Linked DNA regions of Homo sapiens: region 1 is linked to region 2. A link is an interaction called in ENCODE POLR2A ChIA-PET data of the cell type or tissue named here. Cell type or tissue: HepG2. All regions are shown on one strand.

What was found. Peaks named below come from ENCODE experiments on the same cell type or tissue, not always from the same donor. Only the 100,000 strongest peaks of a DNase experiment are listed, where the experiment ranks them.
Region 1: POLR2A ChIA-PET joins it to region 2 with 6 read pairs; 6 of 35 experiments call an interaction of 5 or more read pairs at or near these places.

The regions. Positions count from the first base shown.
Region 1 is chr1:21,009,803-21,017,802 of GRCh38, reverse strand. The region is part of intron 4 of EIF4G3 (eukaryotic translation initiation factor 4 gamma 3); the gene reads left to right. Among named protein-coding and RNA genes, the nearest start is that of MIR1256, 25 kb to the right of the region's middle. In HepG2, no CTCF peak of the experiment used is centred here; a DNase peak (open chromatin) is centred at 4,092.
Region 2 is chr1:21,190,884-21,198,883 of GRCh38, reverse strand. No RefSeq gene overlaps it. Among named protein-coding and RNA genes, the nearest start is that of EIF4G3, 18 kb to the right of the region's middle. In HepG2, a CTCF peak has its summit at 3,528 (motif pointing right); DNase peaks (open chromatin) are centred at 3,543 and 5,923; H3K27me3 peaks cover 382 bases.

The DNA of each region.
Region 1 (8,000 bases), 180 kb after region 2:
ATTTTGGAGAATTACATTATTTACAGGTTCAGCATTCCTAGTCTGAAAATCTCAAGTGCTCCAATGAGCTTTTTAAATTTTTTTGTTTCATGCCAACTCTCACAAATTTACAGATTTTGGAGCATTTGGATTAAGGACACTAAACTTCTTTTTTTTTTTTTTTTTTTTTTTTTTTGAGACGGAGTCTTGCTCTGTCATCCAGGCTGGAGTGCAGTGGCACGATCTTGGCTCACTGCAAGCTCCACCTCCTGGGTTCACGCCATTCTCCTGCCTCAGCCTCCCGAGTAGCTGGAACTACAGGTGCCCGCCACCACGCCCAGCTAATTTTTTGCATTTTTAGTAGAGACGGAGTTTTGCCATGTTGGCCAGGATGGTCTCGATCTCTTGACCTCGTGATCCACCCACCTCGGCCTCCCAAAGTGCTGGGATTACAGGCGTGAGCCACTGCGCCCGGCCAAGGACACTAAACTTCTAACTCCCCATTATCTCCTCTCCCCATCCCTTGCCAACCACAATTTTATTTTCTTTCTCTGTGATTTGCCATGGTGTCGGTACCTCATAGAAGTGGAATCAAACAGTATTTGTTTTCTTGTGACTGGCTTATTTCATTTAGAATAATGTCCTCAAAGCTCATCCATGTTGTAATGTGTGAGAACTCGCTTCTTTTTAAAGGATGAATAATATTTTTTTGTATGTATGTGCCACATTTTGCTTGTCCATTCATCTGTCAGTGAACACTTGGGCTGCTCCTACCTTTTTAGCTATTGTGAATAATGCTGATATGAACATGGGTGTGGAAATATTTATTGTTTTGTTTCGTTTTGTTTTGTTTTTTAAATGAGAGTCTCGCTCTGTCACCAGGCTGGAGTGCAGTGGCGTGATCTCGGCTCACTGCAACCTCCGCCTCCTGGGTTCAAATGATTCTCCTGTCTCAGGCCCCCGAGTAGCTAGGACTACAGGTGCACACCACCATGCCCAGCTAATTTTTATATTTTTTAGTAGAGATGGAGTTTCACCGTATTGGTCAGGCTGGTCTTGAACTCCTGACCTCAGGTCTTGAACTCTTGACCACCTATCTCGGGCTCCCAGAGTGCTGGGATTACAGGCATGAGCCACCGTGCCCGTCCTTTTATTGTTTTTTTTTAAGACAGGGTCTCATACTGTCACCCATGCTGGAGTGCAGTGACGCGATCATGGCTCACTGTAGCCTTGACCTTCAGCCTCTGGAGTAGCTGAGACTACAGGAGTACATCACCACACCCAACTAATTATTTATTTTTGGTAGAGTTGAGTCTCACAGTGTTGACCAAGTTGGTCTCCAATTCCTGGGCTCAAGTAATCCTTCCACCTCCACCTCTCAAAGTGTTGGGATTACAGGTATGAGCCACCACACCTGGCCACAAGTATCTTTTTTAAGAGTCTGCCTCATTTCCTCCCTTACTGCCTTTTGTTGTGCTTAGTTGAGTTTTTGTAGTGACACATTTTGATTCTCTTTTTGTTTCATTTTATGTGTAGTCTACAGAATTTGTTTGGGATGATTATCAGAGGGATTTCATGTAAAATCATGAAGTTATAAATATGTATTTTAAGGTGATAATAATTTAACATCAGTTGGTTACAAAAACCGTACTTCTTTTCACCTCAGGCCTCTCCAACTTTGTTATTGATGTCACAAATCGCATCTTTATATAGTGTGTGCCCTTAGATTTTTATGCTTTTGTCTGTTAAAATCCTGTAAAAGAATAAAAACTGGACTTATGAACCAAAATTTTAATAATAGAGGCTTATATATTTGTCCATGTATTTATCTTTGCTGGAGAACTTTATATTTTCATACGGTTTTTAGTTACTGTCTAGTTCCCTTTCTTCTCAATTTGAAGAATCTTTGGTCATTTCTTGTAGGGCATGTCTTATGGTAATGAACTTTCTCAGCTTATTAATTTCATTAATTTAAAATTTGGGAATGTCTTAATTCTTCCCTCATTTTTGAATTAAAATTTTGCTGGATATAGAATTCTCATGTGATAGGGTTTTTTTTTTTTTTTTCTTTCCTTTCAGCATGTTGAATAATGTCATTCTACTACCTTCTGGTCTGCAAGTTTCTGCTGATAATCTTATTGAGGATCCCTTGCTTGTCATGATTCAGTTTGATCTTGCTGCTCTCGAAATTCTTTTCCATTGTTTTTTACCTTAAAAATTTGTTTTTTGTATAGACAGGTTCTTGCTGTGTTCCCCAGGCTGTTCTTGAACTCCTGTCTTGATCCCTCCAAAGTGGTGCAATTACAAGCATGAGCCACTGTACCTAGCCTGTCTTTTACTTTTGACATTTTGAATATGTGTTTCCATGTGGGTCTCTTTGGTTTTTTTTCCTATGTGGGGTTCATTGAGTATCTTGCTATCATATATCCATGTCTTCAAATGTGGGAAGTTTTCCCCCATTATTTTTTTTGAAATAATCTTTCTGTTCCTTTTCCTCTCTCTTCTTCTGTAATGTGAATATTGATTTGCTTGATGGTGTCTCATAAGTCCCTTCGGTTCTGTTACCTTTTCTTTATTCTTTTTAATTTTTGCTTCTCAGACTGGATTATTTCAAATAACTTTTCATTAAGTTCACTAATTCTTTGTTCTGTTATTAGAGACTGCTTTTGTACTCTTCTAGTGAATTTTTCAATTCAGTTATTTTTTCAGCTCCAGAATTTGTTTCTTTTCTTCCCCCCCTCCTTTTTTTTTTAAACTATTTCTATCTCTTTGTTAATATTCTCTATTTATGTATCTTTTTTCTGATTTCATTTAGGTCTCTCCTCCCCCCCACCACCTTTCTTTAGCTTATTGAGTGTATTTAGGACAGTTTAAAAGTCTTTGTCTAGAGGCTGGGCATGGTGGCTCACGCCTATAATCCCAGCACTTTGGGAGGCCAAGGCAGGCAGATCACTTGAGATCAGGAGTTCAAGACCAGCCTGGCCAACATGGCAAAAACCCCGTCTCTACTAAAAATACTAAAACTAGCCGGGTGTGGTAGTGCATGCCTCTTATCCCAGCTACTAGGGAGGCTGGGCAGGAGAATTGCTTGAACCCAGGGGACAGAGGTTGCAGTGAGCCAAGATTGTGCCACTGCACTCCAGCCAGGGTGACAGCATAGGACTCCATACCAAAAAAAAAAAAAAAAAGGTGTTTGTCTGGAGCTGAAAGCCATTATCCTAACTGAACTAACACAGGAACTGAAAACGAAATACTGCATCTTGTCACTTACAAGTGGGAGCTAAACACTGAGTACACATGGATGCAAAGAAAGGAACAACAGACCTTGGGGCCTACTTGACGATGGATGGTGGGAGGAGGGTGAGAATCAAAAAATTGCCTACCAGATACTGTGCTTATTACCCAAGTGACAAAATATCTGTACACACGCAACCCCTGTGACACACAATTTACCTGTTTAACAAAGCTGCACATGCACTCCTGAACCTAAAATAAGAGTTAAAAAGAAATAAAAACCAAATACCCCAGGAACTTGTCTTTAACTTTTGAACTGGGCCAGACAACCACAATCACAACATCCTTGAAAACAGCTGAATTATGCCAGCGCCTCCACCGGTGATAATTCTTTCAGAACAACAACAACTTGTTTTGTTTTGAGATGGAGTCTCGCTTTGTCACCCAGGCTGGAGTGCAGTGGCATGATCTCGGCTCACTGCAGCCTCCACCTCCCAGGTTCAAGCAATTCTCTTGCCTCAGCTCCCAAGTAGCTGGGATTATAGGCACCCACCACCATGCCCAGCTAATTTTTATATTTGTAGTAGAGACGGAGTTTCACCATGTAGGCCAGGCTGGTCTCGAACTCCTGATCTCAGGTGATCCACCCACCTCAGCCTCCCAAAGTGCTGGGATTACAGGCATGAGCTACTGTGCCCAGCCTATTTCTATACTTTATGATATTTGTTCAAAGTCGAGCACTTAAATAGCCAGCTGTTCTAATCTTTGTGGACTGATTCCATGATGGGTAACATCAGGAGTATCAGCCTGGTGTGAAGGCTTAAGGTCTTGTTGACCTTTTCTGTGTTTGTATATTCACTGGGCCTATGTGAACACTTTTCCCCAGATTCCTGGGATGTATCAGTGCTTTTAGCTGCCTTGATCTAAGAGTGGCATGTTAGATGTTCTGTTGTGTTCCTCTGCCCTTTGTCTTTTGTCCCTCTAGCACTGGCAGATCGGTGACATCCCTGTAGCTCTCAACTAAGCCACTCTTCCCATCCGAACTTTGCATCAGGTGAAACAGTAATCAGTCCCATGAGCAGCACCCCCAGACAAGCCAGAACGATGCAAACAAGTTCCACTCTTTTCCTTCTGTCATGATGGAGCATCTTAGAATTAGGTGGATTCCTCCCAACTTGGCCTCAATGAGGAGGGATTGGAGCAAGGGCAACCTCTAAATATACATACATATATACATTAAAAAAATTTTTTCTGTGGCTGCCTTACAAATTATTGTTCTTTATTTTAATATTTTAAAAAATTTCCTATATTGTTTTGAGTGTGGCTTTTTCTCGATGGGGCATTTAGTTGGCTGCCGCAGATTCTTAACTGCTTGAGAGAGTTTGCGTCTGGTTGAAATTATTACACAGTTGAGTTGGCAGCTTCTTTCACACTGTGATCCCTCCCAGATTCTGCCGGCTTCCTTCCCTGAGGGCCCCTCTGAGATATAGTCAGGGATAGCTTCCCTGGACTCTAGCTGGAGAATGTGAGTGCTTACAAAGCTCTTCTTGCTACTGCTTCTACTTTCATATTCCGCACTAAATCTGCTTTAGTTCTAGGTAAGGTTAAATCCTTCTCCTGTAATCTGGATTTTCAGTTTTTTCAGTGGGAATGTGTGTTCGGAGGCGGGTTTTCCTGCTTTTACACTTGGGGAACTCACGGTTTCTCACCTGTCTTGTGGAATTTACAGCGGCGTGCCACTTCTTTTAGAGGATCTGTGGATTCTTTCTGTTTTCCCGATATGTTCCTATGGTGGTTCTTGGCACAAAAGTCCATGGTGTGAATCTCCACATGTTGTTCTGTCCATCCAAGTGGGAGCTGCACGTTAATCCTGTCTCCTATCCGCCATCTTCCTCCCTACTTTTTGTTGGTCTGGACAGGGAGCTTGTTTGTTCAGTCACAAAAGTTTATTCTTTGTGAATCCTATTGGCTTCTGTTCTCCAGTTCTCCAGGTTCTTACCGGTTTCTTGAGTTTTTACAAAGGTACTTTGGTCGGTATGTTGTTCACTTGGTGTTTTCATTGGGTGATGTGGACCTGGATCATCGTAGTCTGTTATCTTGGTGATGTCCTGTGTTTTTGAAGCAGATACACATGTTTTTGAAGCAAAAAGTGTCCTGCTTTATGAAGCAGATATGCATCAATAGAATTTTTGCTACTTCTCTTATTTCAAGCATTTTATTGCAGTGGGATTTGAAATGTGCACTAATTATACAGACTTGGGGAAAAAATTTCTCATGAGGTTGCAGGTGCCTCTAAGCAATGTGAATGGAAAACCATTTTAGGGTCACAATAAAATAATGTGCCATACCTGTGGAAATATGGAATAGTAAACGACTGTCCCGAAACCCTTAGGAATGAGAATGTTGGATTTTTTTTTAAGACAAAAACTTAAGGATGGATAATGTAAATGTTTAATAATTAAATAGCAAGAGGTAAAGGAGGAAAACTTTTAGTTCTAATATCAATATAGGCCAGTGTTCTCAAACTTTTATACTTCAGGATCCCTTTATACTCTTAAATAGAACTCTTTGGGCTTCTCAATCCTATGTGCATTGTATCTACTAATAAAAATGTCTGCCACATACCCATGTGTATAAGCATAGTTTATCCTTCTTTCAAGTAAAATGGCATTGCAAGAAAAAGTGGCTAGTTCAGTTTATAACTCTAATGGTGTTACAAGTGCTTTTCCTTAGTACTACTAATTTACCTCTGAACTGTTTTATGTCTTCTCACTTGATCAATACAGTATACTAAAAAGACATGCTAAATTTTGTTAGTTTACTGTTTTATTTATATAACATTCTTTAAATGACCAAATTATAGAGATGGAGGATAAATTTGTGGTTGTCAAGGGAGAGGAGTGAGGCAAGAAGGAAGATATTTGTGGCTATTAATAGGGTAGGTAGGGTAGGGTAATACCACAGATCCTTGTCAAGGAATATTTTGTATTTTGACTGTAATGGTGGTTATATGAATTTATACATGTGATAAAATTGCATAGAACTAAATATACACACAGATGTGCATGCATCTGTAGTGAAACTCAGGAAATCTGAATAAGGTTGATGGATTGTATCGATGTGGTTTTTCTGGCTGTTGTACTGTACTGTAGTTAGATATTACCATTAGGGAAACTAGATGAAGAGTATATGGGAGCTCTGTTTTATTTCTCAAATTCCGTGTAAATCTATAATTATTTCAACTTAAAAAGTGATACATTCTGTTACAGAAGTGACATTCTTTTGTCAATTACCTGTAGAATAAGAAAAATTGAAAAGTTAAATAAAGAAGTGACATTCTTAAGAACTGGCTTTTTTTTTTCTTTCCTTTTTTTTTTTTTAAAAAAAAGTTTAATTTGTCGTGAAGGCTTAGGGATGAAGAATACAATGACTATCATTGCCTTGGTTTTCACTAAGTATATGTAAGATTTACTTAGTGAAATCTCAGATTTCCTGAGTATATATTTAAGATTTACTAGTAGCTACATCCACCTTGCTTTTCTATCATTGTTGAAAATATCAGCACAGGCCTGTGACATCTTAGTATTTATTTTACGAAAATATTTCACCTCCCACACCTGCTTTAATAGCATTACAGAGATGCCCAGGACTCTGTGGACCACACTGTGATAATCAGTAGCTTAAAGCTTCAGTCTTTATTAGCTGAGGAAAACAAGTGCTATGCTTAAGACTGTGTAGGAAATTCAGTGATAGGTCTCTGTCACTGTCTCCAGCGTTTTATATTGTGGTCTTGTTTGTTGGATATTATTGTACTTCTATGAAAGTAGAGTTGCAGAAGTTTAGAGTGATATAAAATATAGAACTCATAAAAGCAAAACATGGGAATTAACAGTTTGCTATACCTGTGTTGTGCAGTATGTTAGCCATGGGCTATGTATGTGGCTATTTACATTCTAAGGATTAAAATGTATATAAATACAATTTAAATGGAAATCAGTGGTTATAGAGTTTGTTTTTTGCAAGAAGAAAAAGTTCTAGACATCTGTTGTACTATGTGCATATAGTTAACAGTACTGTATACTTAGTGGTTAAGATAGTAAATTTTGTTACATGTTTTCTTTTTTCTTTTCTTTTTCTTTCTTTTTCTTTTTCTTTTTTTTTTTTTTTTTTGAGACAGAGTCTTGCTCTGTCACCCAGACTGGAGTGCAGTGGCACTATCTCAGCTTACTGCAACCTTCGCCTCCTGGGTTCAACTGATTCTTCTGCCTCAGCCTCCCGAGTAGCAGGGACTATGGGCGCAAGCCACCATGCCTGGCTAATTTTTGTATATTGGCCAGGCTGGTCTCGAACTCCTAGACCTCGTGATCCGCCTGCCTTAACTTTCCAAAGTGCTGGGATTACAGGTGTGAGCCATCGTGCCAGGCCTTGTTACATGTTTTCTACCACAAAATTTAAATTGAATAAAATTCATTTAAATAAACATTTATTTTTTCAGTTTCATCAGTCACATTTCAAGTGTTCAGTAGCCACATGTGGCTAATAGCTACCATTTTAGAGAGAGTAAATATGGAACATTTATAATTATCCCAGAAAGTTCTATTTGCATTGGTTGTGTAGCACTTAAGAAGACAGTTTTCAGCTGGGTGGGGTGGCTCACGTCTGTAATCCCAGCACTTTGGGAGGCCGAGGCGGGCAGATCACAAGGTCAGGAGTTTGAGACCAGCCTTGCCAATATGGTGAAACCCCGTCTCTACTAAAAATAGAAAAATTAGCAGGGTGTGGTGGCA
Region 2 (8,000 bases):
CTTCCTCAGTGATCTTGCTCCTTCCCCCTTTCCACAGCACCAAAACTCTGCCTAGTACGTTTGGCAGATCCTATGTGAGAGTTTCTTGCCCCTTTCCCAAAAGTAGGAACCTCGTAATGGTATTGGCATACAATCCTGGGTCGAGGATAGTTTTCCATCCCTCCCTCTTCTCCCAGCTGCAGTGGGTCTTCACATGTGCCCTGGGGGTGAAGGTTCACTGCCATTTCCCTGCAGCCTAACACTTGTGTTCTACAAGGGGAAAGGGCCTTGTTGAGGCTGAGACCTCCCTGCATTCCTGCAGCAGCAGCCCCTTCCTGCTGCCAGACCTGCATCTGATGGTGCAGAAATACAGATGCAAAGTGGCCACCTCTCTAACTTCAGTGGTGAAGACTGTATAGTTAGTTGTGAGATAGTGGGAGACCATAAAATAAGGTTGCCATGGTCATTCGCTGGCTTGTTCTGGGTGATGATACAGTCAGTTCATTATGAGATATGAGGGAAAGTAAGTTCTGGAATAAACTCCCGTGGTGCTGTGGTGAGACACAATCTATTTTTACCTAAGGAATAATACCTTGAGCTAATATAATAGGAAAGTAACTAGTTCCTGATTATTAGCCACGCATATGACTTTAAGCAATGGATAAACTGCAGCTGAGACTTACACGGATGAGATATTGCAGGATCCCAAGCGACTTCTGAATTCTCAAACGGCTTCCAGTTCTTTGGCTTGCTGTCTTCACTCACTTATTCATTCAACTAATATTCAGAACCTACCATGTGCTAGGAATTGTGCTAGGTGTTGGGAATACAACATGGAATGAGATAGGGTTCTTGTTAGTTATGAAGTAAGGTTGGGCCGGAACTGGTGGCTCACGCCTGTAATCCCAACACTTTGGGAGGCCAAGGCAGAAGGACAGCCAGGAATTTGAGACCAGCTTGGTCAGCATAGTGAGGCCCCGTCACTATAAAAAAATTAAAAATAAGCAAAAGGCAGTCACCAGACAAGTAACTACAATTCCAAAGAATACTCTAAAACTGGAAGTGCAGGGCAATATAAAAGTGTATTTCTGGACTGGGTGGGGTGGCTCACACTTGTAATCCCAGCACTTTGGGAGGCCAAGGCGGGTGGATCACGAGGTCAAGAGATCGAGACCATCCTGGCCAACATGGTGAAACCCCGTCTCTACTAAAAATACAAAAAAATTAGCTGGGCATGGTGGCATGCGTCTGTAGTCCCAGCTACTCGGGAGACTGAGGCAGGAGAATTGCTTGAACCCAGGAAGCGGAGGTTGCAGTGGGCCAAGATTGCACCACTGCACTCCAGGCTGGTGACAGAGGGAGACTCCGTCTCAAAAAAAAAAAAGTATCTCTGCCAGTTGTAGTGGCTCATACCTGTAATCCCAATACTTTGGGAAGTCAAGGTAGGAGAACCACTTGAGGCCAGGGGTTCAAGACCAGCCAGTACAACATAGGGAGACCCCCGTCTCTACAAAATCTTTTTAAAATATTAGCCAGGAATAGTGGCATGCACCTATGATCCCAGCTACACAGAAGGCTGAAGTGGGAGAATCACTTAAGCCTGAGAGGTTGAGGCTGCAATGAGCCATGATCACACCATTGCACCCCAGCCTGGGTGAAGAGTGAGAACCTATCTCAAAAATTAAAAAAAAAAAAAGTGTATCTCAGCCAGGCATGGTGCCTCACACCTGTAATCCCAGCACTTTGGGAGGCCAAGGCAGGTGGACCACGAGGTCAGGAGTTCAAGACCAGCCTGGCCAAGATGGTGAAACCCCGTCTCTACTAAAAATACAAAAATTAGCCAGGCGTGGTAGTGGGGGACTGTAATCCCAGCTACTCGGGAGGCTGAGGCAGGAGAATTGCTTGAACTTGGGAGGCAGAGGTTGCAGTGAGCCAAGATCGTGCCACCGCACTTCAGCCTGGGGGACTGAGTGAGGCTCCATCTCAAAAAAAAAAAAAAAAAAAAAGAAAAAGAAAAAAAAAGTGTATCTCTAGGGAAGTACCTTTAAACTGAGACTTGAAGAACAAGTAGGAATTTTCTAGGTGTGCCAGGCAAAGGGAACAGCATTTGTAACGCCGAATTAGGAAGAGGCTTGGACATATGCAAGCAACTGGAAGAAGGCCCAGTGCAGCTGAAGATGATGGAGAGAGGGGGGATGGAGAGAGAGAGAGGCAGGGGCCATTCGCTGCATCCTACGGGTCATAAGAGGACGACTGGACTTTATCCTGAGAGCAATGGGAAGCTACTGGGGAGTATAGGCAGGGAGCGAGTCACATGATTAGTTTGGGTCTTTGAAAAGCTGTTCAGCAGGCTGCACAGAGAATGGATCGGAGGAGAGCCAGAGTGGAAATGGGGAGAACAGTCAGGAAGCAGAGAAAAAAGGGGAGCATGGCACATCCAGGGCAGCAGGGAGACTGAACCTCAACCCTTTTTTATTTTACTTTTGTATTTTTATTTATTTATTTATTTATTTATTTAGATGGAGTTTCGCTCTTGTAGCCCAGGCTGGAGTGCAATGGCGCCATCTCAGCTCACTGCAACGTCCGCCTCCTGGATTCAAGCGATTCTCCTGCCTCAGCCTCCTGAGTAGCTGGGATTACAGGTGTCCACCACCATGCCCAGCTAATTTTTATGTGTATATATATATATTTTTTTTTCTTTTAAATTAGAGTCGGGGTTTCACCATGTTGGTCAGACTGGTCTCGAACTCCTGACCTCAGGTGATCCACCTGCCTCAGCCTCCGAGTTAGAATTACAGGCATGAGTCACCATACCCAGCCAACTCTTTTATTTATTTATTTATTTATTTTTATTTTTTTCAAGACAGAATCTTACTCTGTCACCCAGGCTGGAGTGCAGTGGCATCTCAGCTCACTGCACCCTCCACCTCCAGGGTTCAAGCAATTCTCCTACCTCAGCCTCTCCAGTAGCTGGGATTACAGGCGCCTGCCACCATGCCCAGCTAACTTTTGTACTTTTAGTAGAGACGGGGTTTCACCATATTGGCCAGGCTGGTCTCAAAGTCTTGACCTCAGGTGATCTGCCCGCCTTGGCCTCCGAAGTGCTGGGATTACAGGAGTGAGCTACTACACCCAACCTATTTATGTATTATTTTTTTGAGACAAGGTCTCGCTCTGTCACCCAGGCTGGAGAACAGTGTTGCAATCACGGCTCACTACAGCCTCAACCTTCTGGGCTCAAGCAATCCTCCTGCCTCAGCCTCCTGAGTAGCTGGGACCGCCTGGCTAATTTTTTAGTTGTTATAGAGATGAGGGTCTCACCATGTTGACCAGTCTGGTTTTGAAGTCCTGGGTTTAGGCAATCCTCCCACCTTGGCCTCCCAACGTGCTGGAATTACAGTGTGAGCCACCATGCTTGGCTGCCTCAACCTCTTGTACCATTTCCATTTTTTTTCCCAGAGCACTAAGGCAAAAACTTTGTTCTACAGAGGAAGCGTGCTGGGAAGTTCAGGCAAGCTGTTTCTTGCTAGTTTCAAGATTTACCACCAGAGGGCAGAAAAACCCAAAGAGACGCTTGGAATAGGCCCCGGGTCCACCTCCTGGAGACCGAATCCTGGGATGCAGACAGCTGAAGGGCGTACCCTCTCCTTGCCCAGTGAGATGGCTGACTCGGGCTGACAGGAGCCAGTCTTTCTGTTTTTTAGATGTTGGTTAGAAGGCAGTGAGTAAGCTGAAGGAATTCTGGACTGGGTGCCTGAAAATGTGAGTTCTAGTTCTTGCCCCTCAGTTTCCTGACTTGGGCAAGTTACTTCACATTTCTCAGCTCCTGATATCTGCAAGAATGGAGCTGATAATCCCTGCCCCACGCCCTTGGCCCTAAGTTCAGAAGGAGACTGAGTAATGTGTTCAGAATCTGGTGTTTGAGTGACCTGGGTTTAAACCCCACCCCAACTATAAACTAGTTCTATAAACTTCATCAAGTGACTTCGTTTTTTCTTTTTTTTTTTCTTTTAAAGACCATCTCACTCTGTCACCCAGGCTGGAGTACAGTGGCGTGATCTCAGCTCACTGCAACCTCTGCCTCCTGGGGTCAAGCGATCCTCCCACCGTAGCCTCCCAAGTAGTTGGGACTACAGGCACATGCTACCAAGCCCAGCTAATTTTTGTATTTTTGGTAGAGACAGGGTTTCACCATTTTGCCCAGGCTGGTCTTGAATTCCTAGGCTCAAGTGATTCTCCTCTCCTCAGCCTCCCAAAGTGCTGGGATTACAGGTATGAGCCACCACGCCCAGCCTTCAGAGCTGCAGTTTCCCTTTTTGTTAAATGGGAATTCTAACACATCTTTTGCATATTTTTAAATTGTAAATGAGATAATGTCTATGAAGTACTTAGCACAGTTGCTGGCACGTAATAATTGTTCAATATATGTTTATTATTCACATAGAAATTTAAGAAATTTAACTCACTTATTAAGTGCTTACTTAATGGATTTCTGGGACTGGAGTTCTGCTGGCAATTTCTTTTGTAGCTTTTAACAAGATTCCTTCCCTTTTCTGAGCCCCAGTTTCTCCAACAGAAAAATAAGGGGTTACCATCAATCAATGAGTGGATAAAGAAATACACACACACCACACACACACACACACACACACACACACACACACACACACACACAATAGAATACTACTCAGCCATAAAAAAGGAAAGAATTAATGGCATTCACAGCAACCTGGATAGGATTGGAGACCATTATTCTAAGTGAAGTAACTCAGGAATGGAAAACCGAACATCGTATGTTCTCACTCATAAGTGGGAATTAGGCTACGAGGATGCAAAGGCATAAGAATGACACAATGGACTTTGGGGACTCAAGGGGAAAGGATGGGAAGGGAGTGAGGGATAAAAGACCACAAATTGGGTTCAGTGTATACTTCTTGGGCGATGGGTGTACCCAAATCTCACAAGTCACCACTAAAGAACTTACTCATATAACCAAATACCACCTGTTTCCTAAAAACGTATGGAAATAAAAAATTTCTAAAAAAAAGAAAGAAAGAAAAAGGGCTGGGCTTGGTGGCTAACACCTGTAATCCCAGCACTTTGGGAGGCCGAGGTGGGTGGATCACAAGGTCAAGATATAGAGACCATCCTGGCCAACATGGTGAAACCCCGTCTCTACTAAAAATACAAAAATTAGCTGGGCATGGTGGCGCGCGCTTGTAGTCCCAGCTACTCGGGAGGCTGAGGCAGGAGAATCACTTCAACCCGAGAGGCGGAGGTTGCAGGGAGCCGAGATTGTGCCATTGCACTCCAGCCTGATGACAGACCGAGACTCCGTTTAAAAAAAGAAAAAGAAAAAGAAAAAGAACAGGTTAGATTAGACTGGATACTCATAGGAGCCCCTCCAGCTCTGACATTCAGGCTGCTTCTCTTCCTCTCTTTCTCCCTCCCAGTCTTCTACTTACCCATCAATTACCCATTCCTTCAACAATTATAAACTGAGTATCTACTAGTCCAGGTACAGGAAACAAAACCGACCCACATCAAAACAGGTGTAATCAACGGAAGCCAGGCCTTTGGAAGTGTATTTGTTCAAAGCCTTTATCGTCTTTTCTCCAGCAATCAATCCTTGTAGGTTATTTCATGTTTGGAACAGGAAAAAATTGTGCCAAGAGTTTATTTCCATGCATCTCTGTGTGACCATGTACACACAGGAGCACACACACACATTTATATATAACATTTGCAGCAGTGTTGTCATGGGAACCATTTTTTGGTGTCTCTAGGCATGAGGGATGCCTGCGAGTGGAGGAGCTTTTATGGAACACCCCCTGCATGCACTTTTGTATGGCATGAAATCCCGCTGGGATAGTTGCCCCAAGAGCCTTGGTCGGCCCTTTTGATCATCGCTGCCTATTTTTCTCATTGATCTTGTCAAATGTGAGTGAATTTGACTGAGGGAGCTGAAGGTCAAACTTGGTGACTGGCAGAGCAAGATCCTCTGGGACATTTGCCAACAGAGTGGTCTGGATAAGTCAGCTTGGGCTTTTTGTCTTTTGAAACCCTTGATTTGGGGATGTTTAAAGGTTTGGGGAAGACTTGGATGGAAAGACAAAAGCAACCAGGGGTGTATTTTCAGAAACGACAGCTGCAGCAGCCGCTTTTGAACTTGGTGGGCAGTGCCAGAGTGGGGAGGGGGCAGAATGGCAGCAGGAGAGTGAGGAAGGGAGTCACTGTCCCCCAAGCATCTCCTCTGGACCTGGCCCCATCCCGAGTGCTTTGCATATGTTATCTCCTCTAATTCTCAAATCAGCTCTGTAAGATAGACGTTGTTGTTCTTAGCAGGAAACTGGAATATGGAGAGGAAAAGGAACTCAGCCAGGAAGCTGCAAAGCTCAGATTCCAACCCAGGTTGGGCTGGACTCCAGAGCCTGGGCTTTGCCCACTATTCAGTGTCACTGGACAACTTTCTGCAGCTTGGTTTTCCTTTACTTCTAGGCCAGAAATAGGGTGAGCGGTCAGGGAATGGCAGTCCAGAGATTCAAGTCCTGACAAACCCAAAGTCACTGTGGCAGATCCAGCCATGGGCGGCTATGAGGATGACCAAACTGAGTGTATGCGAGGTGTTACATTCACCTTGAATACAAGAGCTGGCTCAAGTCTTGGTTTTGTTAGGGCTTACTGCACACAAGGCACTTTCTCACTTACTCATTACGAAGTCTTATGAGGCCGGGCGCAGTGGCTCACGCCTGTAATCCCAGCACTTTGGGAGGCCGAGGCAGGTGGATCACGAAGTCAGGAGATTGAGACCCTCCTGGCTAACACAGTGAAACCCCATCTCTACTAAAAATATAAAAAATTAGCCGGGTGTGGTGGCAGGCACCTATAGTCCCAGCTACTCAGGAAGCTGAGGCAGGAGAATGGCGTGAACCTGGGAGGCGGAGGTTGCAGTGAGCTGAGATTGCGCCACTGCCCTCCAGCCTGGGTGACAGAGCGAGACTCCATCTCAAAAAAAAAAAACAAACAAAAAAAAAAAAACCAATGTCTTATGAGATCAATGCTATCATTATCGTTACTATAATGCAGATAAAGAGACTGAAGACCGGGCGCAGTGGCTCACGCCTGTAATCCCAGCACTTTGGGAGGCCGAGGCGGGCGGATCACGAGGTCAGGAGATCGAGACCATCCTGGCTAACACGGTGAAACCCCGTCTCTACTAAAAATACAAAAAAAATTAGCCGGGTGTGGTGGCAGGCTCCTGTAGTCCCAGCTACTCGGGAGGCTGAGGCAGGAGAACGGCGTGAACCCGGGAGGCAGAGCTTGCAGTGAGCCGAGATCGCGCCACTGCACTCCAGCCTGGGCGACAGAGCAAGACTCTGTCTCAAAAAAAAAAAAAAGAAAAGAAAAAGAGACTGAAGAAGGCCAGGTGCAGTGGCTCACACTTGTAATCCCAGCACTTTGGGAGGCTGAGGCGGGAGGATCGCTTGAGCCCAGGAGTTCAAGATCAGCCTGGGCAACATGACAAAACTCCTGTCTCTACCAAAAATACAAAAATTAGCCAGGCATGGTGGCATGTGCCTACAGTTCCAGCTATTTAGGAGGCTAAAGTGGGAGGATCACCTGAGCTCAGGAGGGCAAGGCTGCAGTGAGCTGTGATCATGCCACTGCATTCCAGCCTGGGCAACAGAATGAGACCCTGTCTAAAAAAAAAAAAAAAAAAAAAAAAAAAGACTGAAGTAGAGAGAGATTAAATGTTTTGCTCAAGGTCACACAGCTAGTGAGCTGAGATTTGAACCCAAGCAACCTGCCTCAAGAGCCTGAGCTCCTAACCACTGTGTCTTTCTGGCCATGAGTTAGAGCTGGGTGTGAGTTAGAGCTGGGTGTGGGTTAGAGCTGGGTGTGAGTTAGAGCTGGGTGTGGGTTAGAGCTGGGTGTGAGTTAGAGCTGGGTGTGGGTTAGAGCTGGGTGTGGGTTAGAGCTGGGTGTGGGTTAGAGCTGGGTGTGGGTTAGAGCTGGGTGTA